2 separate regions of the Homo sapiens genome follow, and region 2 is linked to region 1. A link is a contact called in ENCODE Hi-C or POLR2A ChIA-PET data. All regions are on one chromosome and are shown on one strand. The core of a region is the stretch at or near the end of the contact, and the rest is flanking DNA. Distances in the headings are between cores, read along the strand shown. Region 1 overlaps AVL9 (AVL9 cell migration associated). Region 2 holds the start of RP9 (RP9 pre-mRNA splicing factor).

Region 1 (5,930 bases), core at 3,431-5,930:
CTTGGAATTTCCATTTGGAAAGTATTTAGCGAGAGTGAGTGGTTTATCAAGGCCACAGTAGCTTTGGTTTCTAGATGGATGATCCTGTACAAAGAACCAATTCAGGATGTGAGAGCCAAGGACGGGGTAATTTTGCTTCAGTCTCCGTGGTTTCTAGGAAGTGCTGCTCAGTGATGGTTTTCTAGGGCAGAGCTTGAGGAGGCAGGTGGACAGGCTACTTTAGAAATTCTCCATTGCCCCACTTTTAACCTTGGCATTCCTGAGAGCATGAATGTGGTTAAATTTTATCAGAAAAAATAATTCTATGAATTGAATATAATTGAAAGTCTAGATGTTAGCGGCAGATGGGCTTTTTGAATGTATAAATGACTCCCTTTGTGCTTGTAAATGACATGAAGAAACAGCGGGTTTTCTCCAAGTTTAAACACATCACCACAGCGGTGGTGCCACATGTCTCCTGGGTCTCCACTTAGCCAGAGAGAGTAATGGAAACAGATGCTCAAGTGCCCTCTGTGCTCTTGGCTTCCTGGCAGGGACACCATCACTTGACAGGTTCTTTTCATCAACAACTTCCACGGACCTAATGCCTGGGGAAATCGGGAAAACAGTGTTCTCACAGTAACTGGTTTTTGACTGAGGGCCATGCCATAGACTTTTGTTCTTGGCTTTATTATGTTTGGGGCAAATGTGATTTAAAGTCAGTGGAAAACTGTGAAGGCCAGTGAGGAAGGGAAAGGGGCGGTGGTTGAGTTCAGAGGTCAGCTGAGGAACATCACTAACTTTACAGCAAAGGGCAAAGCAGAAGCAGTGGTGCCCACGACCGAAAGAACTTTCCACAGGCAACACCCAGCCAACCTGCCACCTGCCTGTGGGAAACCCTTGAAGGCTTTCCCCTGTCCGCGGGCTGACAGGGCTCTCCTCCAGATATGGCCTTATTTCCTGACCTCATCTCTAGCCTGTCGTCCTTGCCATTTCGGTTTCGGCCACTCCAAAAAACATCCCCTCAAGCCGCGCTGCTTCCAGTCTTTGTGCTGCTCTGCCAGGCCACAGAGCCCTTTACGTCTCATGGTCTCTCCCCTCACTCCCACCTCACCTGGAAAACTCCCTCAGGCCTCAACTTAGACTCAGGGGAAGAGATATTTATTGGTCCCTGTGAAAAAGCAGTTACCCCCTGTGGTGTGTTGGCGCCACTCGTGCTCCCTCACCACCCAGCACTCTCTCCCCTCTACAGTGACCGCCCACCCGCACCTGCTGAACAGCAAGGTCCACGGAGTAGGAACTGAACGTGTCAGGGACTATGTGTGGCACTGTATGGCAAGTCTCCAAGACTGGGAAGCACCGCTTTACATAGTCCTCAGTAAGTACTGAATCCAGGTATTTTATTATTTTATTTTTTTGAGACAGAGTCTCATTCTGTTGCCCAAGCTGAAGGGCAGTGGCACAGTCATGGCTCATGGCAGCCTTGACCTCCTGGTTTCAGTGATCCTCTCACCCGAGCCCACCCCCTCATCTCCCGTAGCTGGGACTAGAGGAAGATGCAACCATGCCCAGTTAATTTTTTTTTTTTTTTTTGAGATGGAGTTTTGCTCTTGTCGCCCAGGCTGGAGTGCAATGGCTCAATCTTGGCTCACTGCAATCTCTGCCTCCCGGGTTCAAGCGATTCTCCTGCCTCAGCCTCCCAAGTAGTTGGGATTACAGGCATGCACCACCACGCCCAGCTAATTTTGTATTTTTAGTGGAGACGGGGTTCCTCCATGTTTGTCAGGCTGGTCTCGAACTCCTGACCCCAGGTGATCTACCCACCTTGGCTTCCCAAAGTGCTGGGATTACAGGTGTGAGCCACCGCACCTGGCCTTCAGCTAATTTTTAAATTTTTTGTAGATACGAGGTATCCCTATGTGGCCCAGGCTGGTCTCGAACTCCTGGGCCCAAGCAGTCTTCCTGCCTCAGCCTCCCAAAATATTCAGGATTACAGGTGTGAGCCACTGGCCCCTGAGAATCCAGGTATTAGAAAGGACTCAGAGTAGCCTGGGGAAGACTTTCAGGAGGAAGAGAGGTTGGGCTGGGTCTTTGATTACTGTGTACTACGGGTTCTCTCAATAGTGCTCCTCCAACAACTAGAGGGATGGGAAGGCAACAGCAGCAGCCAAGGTTTCAGTTGGTGAGAGGGCTTGTGGAGGCCAGGGCATCCATGGAGAAGCTACGAAGTTAAGCCAGTTCCTAAGTCAGGCCCTCAGGGTCCGCCGCACAGGAACTAGTGCCTTTTCATGGGTAACGACGTTGTTTAATGGCTAGCAAGTAGTTTCTAACTCTTCGTTATGGAAATTCTCCAACATACACAAACAGAATAGTCTAAGAAGCCCTTATGTACCCATCACTTGCCCTCAGCAATGATCAGCATTTCAGTAAGTGGCTTTCATAATTTTTCTGGGCCTAGCCTACATCTATGTGCTCCAGGAGTGCAGCCCAGTCCAGTGAAATGTTTAAAAACATTTGAGTCTTAATTATGTTATGTTGGGATGTCAGTGGTTCCAAAAGCAGGTGGTTCATGGGATCAAGAACACAGAACACGACCATTCTGATCTTCATGATCATACAAAGTGTCTATGCGTGCCATGTGAGGATCTGTTGATGGTGAAGTTGGACAGGTCAGTCCTGCTGCAGTGGCTTCCCCAACCCTGTGTACATTACCTCAGGCAGAGAGAAGCCCTTCATGAAGGATGGAAAGAACTTTCCTTGGAAAGAACAGGCTCCCTAATCACACTCCTTCCAGATGTTACCAGATTCAATAACTGCAACTCCTGTCCTATCAGAATGAAGGGTAGGCAGCTCTTCCTTGGTGGGTGATAGGGACCCATCACATCCCCACAGGAGAGCTCAGTCTGAGGGGGACATCTGGAAAGGGAAGGAGATGCCTTCCTTTCCCTGAGTAGAGGAAGCTCCACTGTCCTCAAGTTATCCCATCAGCTCCAGGGCTCTCACGGTCCACATCAAAGAACACTGGTAACTCCAGCTTAACCCTGCACCAGCACTCAAGGAAGCACACATTCCCAGGGGGCAAGGAAGTTTGTCACTTCTTCTGTGAAGCACATCCTAAAGCCTGTTTTGTAGAACAGTTGTAAGGGAACCCAGTACATGAACATATACATGAAAATGTGGCAGGAGTCTTCAGTGGCAATATCAAGGGCTATTTTGACACTTATCAGTCCAGGTGCAAAATGGGTTGCTTGGGACAATATCCTAATGAGACATTATCTTGTGACCAGGCTCTGCTTGATACTTTTTGCAGCTCTCTGCACTTAGCATTCCACAGAAGCTAAGGGCCTCTTCCTGCAGAGGTCACTGCCTTGAAAGCTGGGCACCACTGTCAAAGCGATGTCAAAATGAGAGTAAATGAGTCATGAGTCTTTAGTTCATTCTGTGTGGTTTCTTAATAAATGAAGCTGCCGTTTAACTGTGAAGGAGGCCAGAAACCACATGGACAACACACAGGGTACTTCTAGGACAGGTCAAGTCCAACTGTAGGCAGGGTGAACAGGATCATTTTATTCTCATTTATGCTTAAAATAAAGATACAATTCAAGTTTTACAATTCAGTATGATTAGACGTGATTTATAATTTTAACAATTTAAAAAAACAACAGAAATAAAGAACTAGTACAAACTTTAAAACTACCAGAGCAAAGAGAACTACCTTTCTGATCAAAACATGTGCCACAGTTAAACTTCCTTAGAAAACTTTTTAAGTTTTCTCAGCTAAATTTTCTTTAAAAAGGTTTGTGAAAAGCCTTTAATCATAAATATTTAAACTGTTTTTGTAACCACTAAATGCCTTCACCAACTCATTAATCCAATGTTTTCTAAATTCAGGAACCAGTGACCAAGTGGCCTGAAACATGTAAGCCTTGATCTTATTCTTCCAGCTACAAAATACTAATATTTTAAGAAAACAACAAAATATTTTCTAAGCACAGAAGCTTTCTGAAAACTTCAATTACCTTTTCTGGCTCAGTACCTAACTGAAATGTTCAAATGTTCACATTTGCACACACGAAAAAATTTGAGCAGCATACTACGTGGGTGTGAGAACCTGATGAAAAATAAGATTGGAAAAACCCCCTACACTGTGTTCCACTTACATGATTTAAATATATAGTTATCTTTCATATAAGTAAAAAGGTAAACTTTAGAACAGCACAGAAATACAAATGTATTTAGAGTTTTACAAAATATATTCAACCCCTCAGACATGCACAATTTTTTAACTTTGGAGTTACCATACAAGGGAACTAGTTTCCCCTCCTTCATAATGAAAGCAGGAAGTCATGTGTACAAAGTCATTCATATGAAAAGAATAAACATCCACATTCCTTTTCTTTGTCCTTGACAAATATTTATGGAATGCCGGAAATTATGGAAAAACAATTCCAATGTTACGAAGTCCAAAGAACTGGAATGAGAAAACTCCTCACGGCACATTATGCTGCATGGAATGACAATCATCCTCGGGGAATTAGGGCAGCATCTTCTACCACTTTTAAAGGCTACCACGAGACGGGGTGGAAATGCCAAAAATGGCACCTCATCTCTGATCAAAGATTCAGAGCATGCAAGTGTTGATGCCATGAAGAGTCCCAGCCTTCTCCCCACTAAAATACCAGGCAACGCTTAGCAGCTGCTGTCCTAACAGGCTACTTTCTGCAACTGCTGACGCAGGTTAGTTCATGTGGTTAAAGGTCAGAACGCTGGCCCCTTACAGAGCTGAAGTGCTCCCACACTCATCACTGGCTCTGGAGGGAAAAGACCACTAGCTGTAACTTCTACAAAACTTTTTTTCACAAAATGTAAAACAATAACAAAACCTACCTGCCAGGGTGATAATGCCGTAGCGTGACTTTAAAACTTGTAACTAGCAGAGTAAAATTCTAATCCCTTTCTAAAAGAATTCTTATAACCCTTAGCACATGAAATACTGCTCTCAAAATACTTCCATTCAGATTTTAAGCATCTTGTTCCTCAGCCATGCAACAATTTCTCACTTCTCTCTCTTCCTAATTTGTTTTCTCGTTGGCTTTCCAAAGGAAATTATTCTAAAAAACATCAGATGCTTAGTATAGAATTTGGAAAGGAAGATAAGGTTGAGCAAGTTACATCATATGCTCTGGTTTGCTGCCAAAGTATATTGCTGCTGTGTTTCTTAACAGGAAAGTGGACGAGAATTGTTTTAGGGCTGTGCTTGGCGGGGGGTAGTGAATCACTAATGGATTTGGGGAGAGACTGTTCATGCTGGTTATGTGAGCCAACTGCATATGCACAATCATTCTAAGCCTTCTTTGGACATGCAACTATTTCTATTCCACAACTGGTAGTTTTAACTCTCTCTTCCTTACCTACACCATTGTCATTACAATGTCTAGTAGGAATTGAAGTATACCAGGGACATTTTCCAAACACTCTTTTAAGTCACCTGGATAGTGGTGAAGCCACCAGCAAGCCATTGATGTAGTGTGTGTGCCTGGCGCCATCTGAAAAAGGCTGGCTGACCCTGGTTCCCTCACACCTAGGTACAAATACTCAATTCTTAGACACAAAAGCCTTAGCAAGTGTGGCCACCAACACACACACACCTTCACCAGGGCTATGTCAGAAGATGACCTAGTGCTGGTTCCTATGGCTCACAGAGCCAGGGTTTGGAGAGAGGCTGCTGCTTCTATGCTGGCCACTTGGAGCCTAGAATCCAAGCCTGAAGTATGTGTGTGTGTGGGGGGGGGGGGTCACAGGACCAGGGGTGAGGCTTCCTGCCTTTGATTGTGCGAGCTGCCTTGGGGCCCCTGCCAACAATACAACAGCCAGTGTTCCTTGAAAAACTCCACCTCCCAGAACCTGAAGGAAATATAGCTATGGTCTTTTGACCATTTCTATGATGAAAG
Region 2 (5,930 bases), core at 2,091-4,590, 520 kb before region 1:
CAGTGAGCAGAGATCGTACCACTGCACTCCAGCCTGGCCAATAGAGTGAGACCCTGTCTCAAAAAAATGAAGGGAAGGGGAGGGGAGGGGAGGGAAAAGGCCAGCTGAGGAAAAATACCTCCTCACCCCCATCAACATAGCAGGGCCCCATCTGTATTGTTTTTAATTATTAAATAAATAAATTGAATGAAAAAACATCCCCAAAAGTCCATCTGAGCCGATTTGAGGCCAATGGGACATCAGGGAAATTTGTTTCCAGCAGCTTCCTATCCTCTTCTTTACCAAGAGATTCTCCAAGGGTTTCCAAGAGATTCTCCCACTCCCACTATTCCCACACACCTAAATTCATGAGGGTTGATGAAAAACTCTGGACTAGAAATCAGACCATTTTGGTTGCAGGGCCACACTCTCCTTCTGAGCCTCAATTTCCTTATCTTACATTGTCTTGCATGCCCCCATAGGGTTTCTGTAAAATCAACTGGGAGAACATATGGGGGCAGGGGGAGATCTGCATGGCACTATATAAATGTAAAGAATCATATTTATCTGTGAGTAATAGAAGACCCAACTCAAAATCACTTCAATAATAAAGAAATGTACTATCTCCCAGAATGAGAAGTATGGATAGGTAGCAACACCAGGACTGGTTGATCAAATGTCTCTATCACATCCCCAAGGACCCAGGGGTCTCCTTCTGTCCTCTGCCATCCTCTGGGGGTTGCAGGCAACAACATCTGGAGGCAGAAAGGGGATCTTTGACACTCCCAAGCATCATTTATTAAGAGCAAAGACAACCTTACCCTGAAAGCCACCTCCATCCGACCTCTCCTCATACCTCATTGGCTAAAATTGCACCACAGGTCCATTGCTAAAACAATCAGTGGAAACGAGAACAAAATTACTAATGACTGGCTTAAGACAAGTCAAGACTCACCTCTAGAGAGGCATGAAGAGGCCTCCACTCTCTAACCAGCTTCCTGTATGATTCCTGAACAAAATCAAAGCTGGTAGCAAGGAAGAGAAGGAGAAATGTCAACTCAGTTGCCAAATATTTGCCCCAGAATACCAATTAAGTTTGGTGTCTGACCTTCCTCCCTCAGTCTTTCGTACCTGCAAGCCTAAAGTAAAGCACGTTGCAATTTTCCCTCCGATCCTACTGGTTAGCAACTATTGATGGATAGAAATAATTTTTCTTTTTTTGAGACAGGGGCTCACTCTGTCACTCAGGCTGGAGTGCAGTGACACGATCATGGCTCACTGTAGCCTCCACCTCCTGGGTTCATGCAATCCTCCCACCTAAGCTCCACAAATACCTAGGACAACAGGCACAAGCCACCATGCCTGGCCCTAGAAGTAATTTTAACAGCTGTTTTTAGTGCATGACCAAAGGGATTCTCATGTTTCTACTGCGCTGCAGAAGACCATAGACATGCACGCCTGAGGGTCCACTTCACCATGAGAGTTCCTTGAAGACTTGTATTTTGGGTAGGAAAAAAAGAAAGATTTTGCATTGTACTCTCTAATCTAGCCATGTGATCTTTCCCTTCTCCTACTTTTTTCCTCTCCTCATCTCCCCAGTGGGGAAAGGTCACTGGTAAGATAAGAGCTTGTAAAAATACACCTTAGCAGCAAAACAATGGTGTCAAGATTACACTGTGAAGGGTGATCAATACAAGCAGGAGAAAATCTATTCTTTTTTTAGTTGCTCCATTCTGAAAGGTTTAAAACCTGTCCAGTAGCACAGACTAAGGACCAACTGCAGCTGCCCCACCAGTGGGCCAACACCAAGGCTGCTTGACTGGCCTCAAGAATGAATCTCTGGTGTCTTAGGAGGGGGCAGAAGAATAAAATGAAAAACAGAGGGGTTCATGGACAGGAGGGTACAACAGAAAGAAAGCACAAAGAGAAGTCAGAGAATATCAAATCACAAAATAATTTCATAGTCAGGTGCAGTGATTCCCACCTGTAATCCCAGTGTTTTGGGAGGCTATGGCAGGAGGATTGCTTGAGGCCAGGAGTTCAAGGCCAGCCTAAGCAGCATAGCGAGACCCCGTCTCTACAAAATAAAAAACTTTAAAAAGTTAAAAAGAATTTTGGAAAGAGCAGTATCACATAGAAAATTAATGAGACTGTATCATCGAGGAGAGCCATGTCCTAAAAGAAAAAAAAAAAAGCTATTCATCATGATGCAAGACTTCAAAATATGTTAATCATCATAAAAGTTGGGCAGTTCATGTGGACAATCGCCATGCAATTGCCCATAATCTATCCCTGCAATACACTTTTTCTATGTTGAATTTTCTTTTTAGTTTGCTTTCGTTTTTCTATTTTCTCTTTTAGCTTTTTCATTATTGTAAATTGTCAGCATTATGTTTTACAATTCACTATGCTATGTATTACATCTTAACATCATTTCTAATACTGGAGGCATCAACTATATAAAGACTTTTAGAGAGTTCAAATTTGTTTTATGCATTTTTTGCAAATATGACTCAATCAAAGCTCATTATTACAATGGTGACTGTGTAAGCATTCTACATATATGCAAAAATGTAGAAATTTCCTCGATAAATAAATAAGTGTCTTTTCTGTACATCTGCATTTGTGAAAGATGAAATTTCTCAGGATCTTGGCTCCTCGGGTGACTGGCACAGTGGTGACGTCATGGTGACCCATCCTGTCAAAAGAGTTAGGTTGTCTCTCATGGTATATCAGATGACCGCAGTTATAAAGCTGGGTGCACACTATTACCGAACATAATTATATGTTTATACATTTCACTTTTTGAACACTTTTTTTTTTTTTTTTCTGAGAGACAATCTCGCTTTTTCGCCCAGACTGGAGTGCAGGGGCACCATCTCGGCTCACTGCAACCTCTGCCTCCTGGGTTCAAGCAATTCTCCTGCCTCAGCCACCCAAGTAGCTGGGACTACTGGCGCCCGCCACCACGCCTGGCTAATTTGAACATTTTTTTATGAATACATTTCATCTGCTCATCCCTATGTGACTGTTGCTAGTATACCTGAGGTGGGTGTGGCCGGGCGGGAACCTCCAGGCTCCCAACTAGCGCCTCGCCCCGCTTCGGCTCCAGCTAGGCGGCGCTCCCCACCCACCCGCAGCAGCCCGCCTGGCGGCTGGGCCCGAGACCCGGAGCCCCTGACTTGGGGCCCGACGCGGGGAGGCGGGGATCGGGTGGCCGAGGCTGAGACTTCGGGGCCGCCGGGGTGAGTTGCGGGGCGGCGGCGGGAGGGGGCGCTGCGAAGCCCCGCGACCGCCGCGCGGAGGAAGTGCTCTCTTGGCTGCCGCCGCCGCCGCCGCCGCCGCCGGAGCCGCGCCGCGGGGGTTGCCCGAGCGGCGCTGCGGGGGCTGACATGTCGTCCCGGCCTGGGCGCGAGGACGTGGGGGCTGCGGGCGCGCGGCGGCCGCGTGAGCCGCCGGAGCAGGAGCTGCAGCGACGTCGGGAGCAGAAGCGGCGGCGACACGACGCGCAGCAGCTGCAGCAGCTCAAGCACCTGGAGTCCTTGTGAGTCCCGAGCTGCCGTCCGCGCGCGGCCAGTCTTCTGAAGCCAGGGGCCCGGGGCGCGGGACGCCGCGGTGGGCGCTAGGCCGGGTCCTCCGAGCCCCCGCGAGCAGGCAGGGGGGCTGGGCCCGGCAGGAGCCTGGTGCGGGCGACCGATGTCGGGCGCCGCGGTCAAGGACTTGAAGTCCATCCTCCTGGCGGGGCGTTCAGGGAGCCAACTGCCGCTCGGCACCAAGCAGAATCTGACTTGGGAGGCCCTGCGCTTCCCTAGCTCCAGGGGGTTCCAGGAGAGTCCAAATGACCCGGGAGAGTGTGGTGTAAAGAAGATTCAAATGTAGGGGAAGGAAATATGGTTTCCCTCTACCCTTCTAAGTTCTTAAGCTGGGCCACAAATTAAATTGTCATAAGACAGATTAACAGGAGAAAAACTTTTAATTATGTACCCGTGCACTAGAGGGCCACAAAAGTGGGAGACAAAGAAGGGCCAGGGAATAGGGGCGTGGGCCTTTTGGGGCGTGGTGGAGACCTTTTGGAAGGGTGATGGGGGAAATGTATGGTGAATAAAGGTTGCTTTGTTATCCCGATGAGGCGCTCAGGCGATAAAAGTTGCCCCCAAGCAGCTGTCTTCCTGATACAGATACATTTACTACAGAAAATTTCCTTTATAGGTGTAAATTTCTGTTTACAACAGGCGAGTCGAAAAATAATAAGAACAAAAGGAAAAAAAGCAGTCATACTTTATTTTAGGCAGTTGAGGGGTAGCTGAATAAGTTATCCTGTGTTGTTTGGTTCTGTTACTTATAGCTCAAAGTCATCAATATGCCAGGGTGGCATGTTTGGGGATGGTGCATTCTTGTCTTTTGCAGTCATTTATCAGGGTGGCGTTTCCTAAATTCTAACACAGACCTCGAGTGGAAAGTTCAGGCAGCAACTCTTTCAGTTCTTGTCCGTGATTCTATAATTAGCTGCATAAAACAACCTTTTCTAAGTGTGGCATTCACTCAGTTATTCAAGAATTCGTTTCTGTTTTAGCCACTTCTAGTTACCTGTGCTAAGTAGGTGTTAAGTATAGCCTAACGCTGCCTCCTTGAATATTTTAAGTTTAGCCTAAAAGTTTCTCTGTACTTAGTGAACTGTAACCTAAGTAGATGTGTAAACAGACTGTAACCTACTGTTATAAGTACCTGAGTCTCAGACAATCACAGCAGCTGATTTTCAGGCCGTCACAGGTGGTCAGCCTTTGAAACCCTGTTCAAAGAAGGCAAACGCCAGGCTGTATGGAATCCAGCTATTTCTCTACCTCATTTGCTTTTCTGTACATCACTTTCCTTTTCCTGTCCATAAATGTTATCCCACCAGGTGGCAGCCTGAGAATTGCTCTGGACCTATTCTGGTTATGGGGGTGCCCTCTTTGAAAACAGTTCTTTGCTCAAGTAGAGTTTAATTTGTCTACTTTTAAAAAACATAATTCATATAAGAAAAGTTCCTCAAAGAATTAAAATCCTTTTTATAATTAACCTTCTGGGAGGTTTGATGTGAGATAAATTCCTATGTTGGGACCTGGCCTGCTCTTTTTCCAGTGTGGCCCGCTCTGAACGACTTTTCCCCTTAGCAGGGCAGGGGATGCAGGATAGAGACCCTGCATTGTGGGCATCCATGTTACAGGGCAGTCCTGGCCCTTTCAAGTCACTGTGTGGCGCTCTTGGTCTCCCAGGGAAGTCAGGTGTTCAAAGATCTTCCCCTAGCGTAAGCATCAGAATGCCTGGCCCTGCCCAGCCCTCAATATATTTAGCTATAGAATGCTAGAGGATGGTTAATTCCACTTATTTGTAGCTCAGAGAGCTTTTTCACAGATGAGAGAGATTATAACCTACTTTTACAGATGAAAAAATGGAGGAACAGTGGTTAAGTCATGTGATCAAGCATACATTGACCAGTTAGTTAACCAGCAAATCTAGAGCTGAACCCAGGTGTCTGATTGACTGGTGGGATTTTTCCAGTTTCTGAGATTTAAAACTGAATGAGCCGTTGAGACATTTGCTTTGGCCAGTTCAGAATCTTGTTTGAGCTTTAAATTGTATTTATACCACAGTAATATGTAGTTTTAAAATTCAAATAGTACTAAAAGTGCTACCAAAAAATAGCAATAGGCTGCCCAACTCCTCAGTAACCACTCATATTCCCTGTGTCCCTCTTCCCCCTCCCAAACCAGGCTTCTCTGTGTAAACTTTTAGGTTTTACTTCTGGGATTTAACTGTTTGGTTTTTGTTTTTTTTTTTTGAGATGGAGTCTCGCTCTGTCACCCAGGCTGGAGTGCAGTGGTGCAATCTTGGCTCACTGCAGCCTCCACTTCCTGGGTTCAAGCGATTCTCCTGTCTCTGCCTCCCAAGTACCTGGGACTACAGGTGTG

What was found. Hi-C counts contacts between places; a loop is a spot of excess contacts on that map. ChIA-PET counts read pairs that join two places held with the same protein, here RNA polymerase II (POLR2A). Pooled maps may share reads with other maps.
Region 2: a pooled map shows a loop between it and region 1 (3-fold over the local background). The contact joins the promoter of RP9 here to the enhancer-like site in region 1. A Hi-C loop is called at or near these places in 4 of 50 pooled maps. POLR2A ChIA-PET finds 5 or more read pairs at or near these places in 3 of 52 experiments (A673, GM12878 and activated CD4-positive, alpha-beta T cell).

Annotation. Positions count from the first base shown.
Region 1 is chr7:32,586,306-32,592,235 of GRCh38, reverse strand. It overlaps AVL9 (AVL9 cell migration associated), which reads right to left. Exons shown (of 16, transcript NM_015060.3): 16 at 3,510-5,930. It also overlaps the pseudogene DPY19L1P1. Among named protein-coding and RNA genes, the nearest start is that of AVL9, 94 kb to the right of the region's middle. RefSeq lists an enhancer at 479-979. Within about 2 kb of position 4,680, at least 11 of the 41 ENCODE cell types and tissues checked have a DNase peak (open chromatin) inside an H3K27ac peak, as active enhancers do.
Region 2 is chr7:33,106,814-33,112,743 of GRCh38, reverse strand. RP9 (RP9 pre-mRNA splicing factor) reads left to right here and starts at 3,340. Exons shown (of 6, transcript NM_203288.2): 1 at 3,340-3,523. The coding sequence starts at 3,372. RefSeq lists silencers at 2,965-3,444, 3,455-3,684.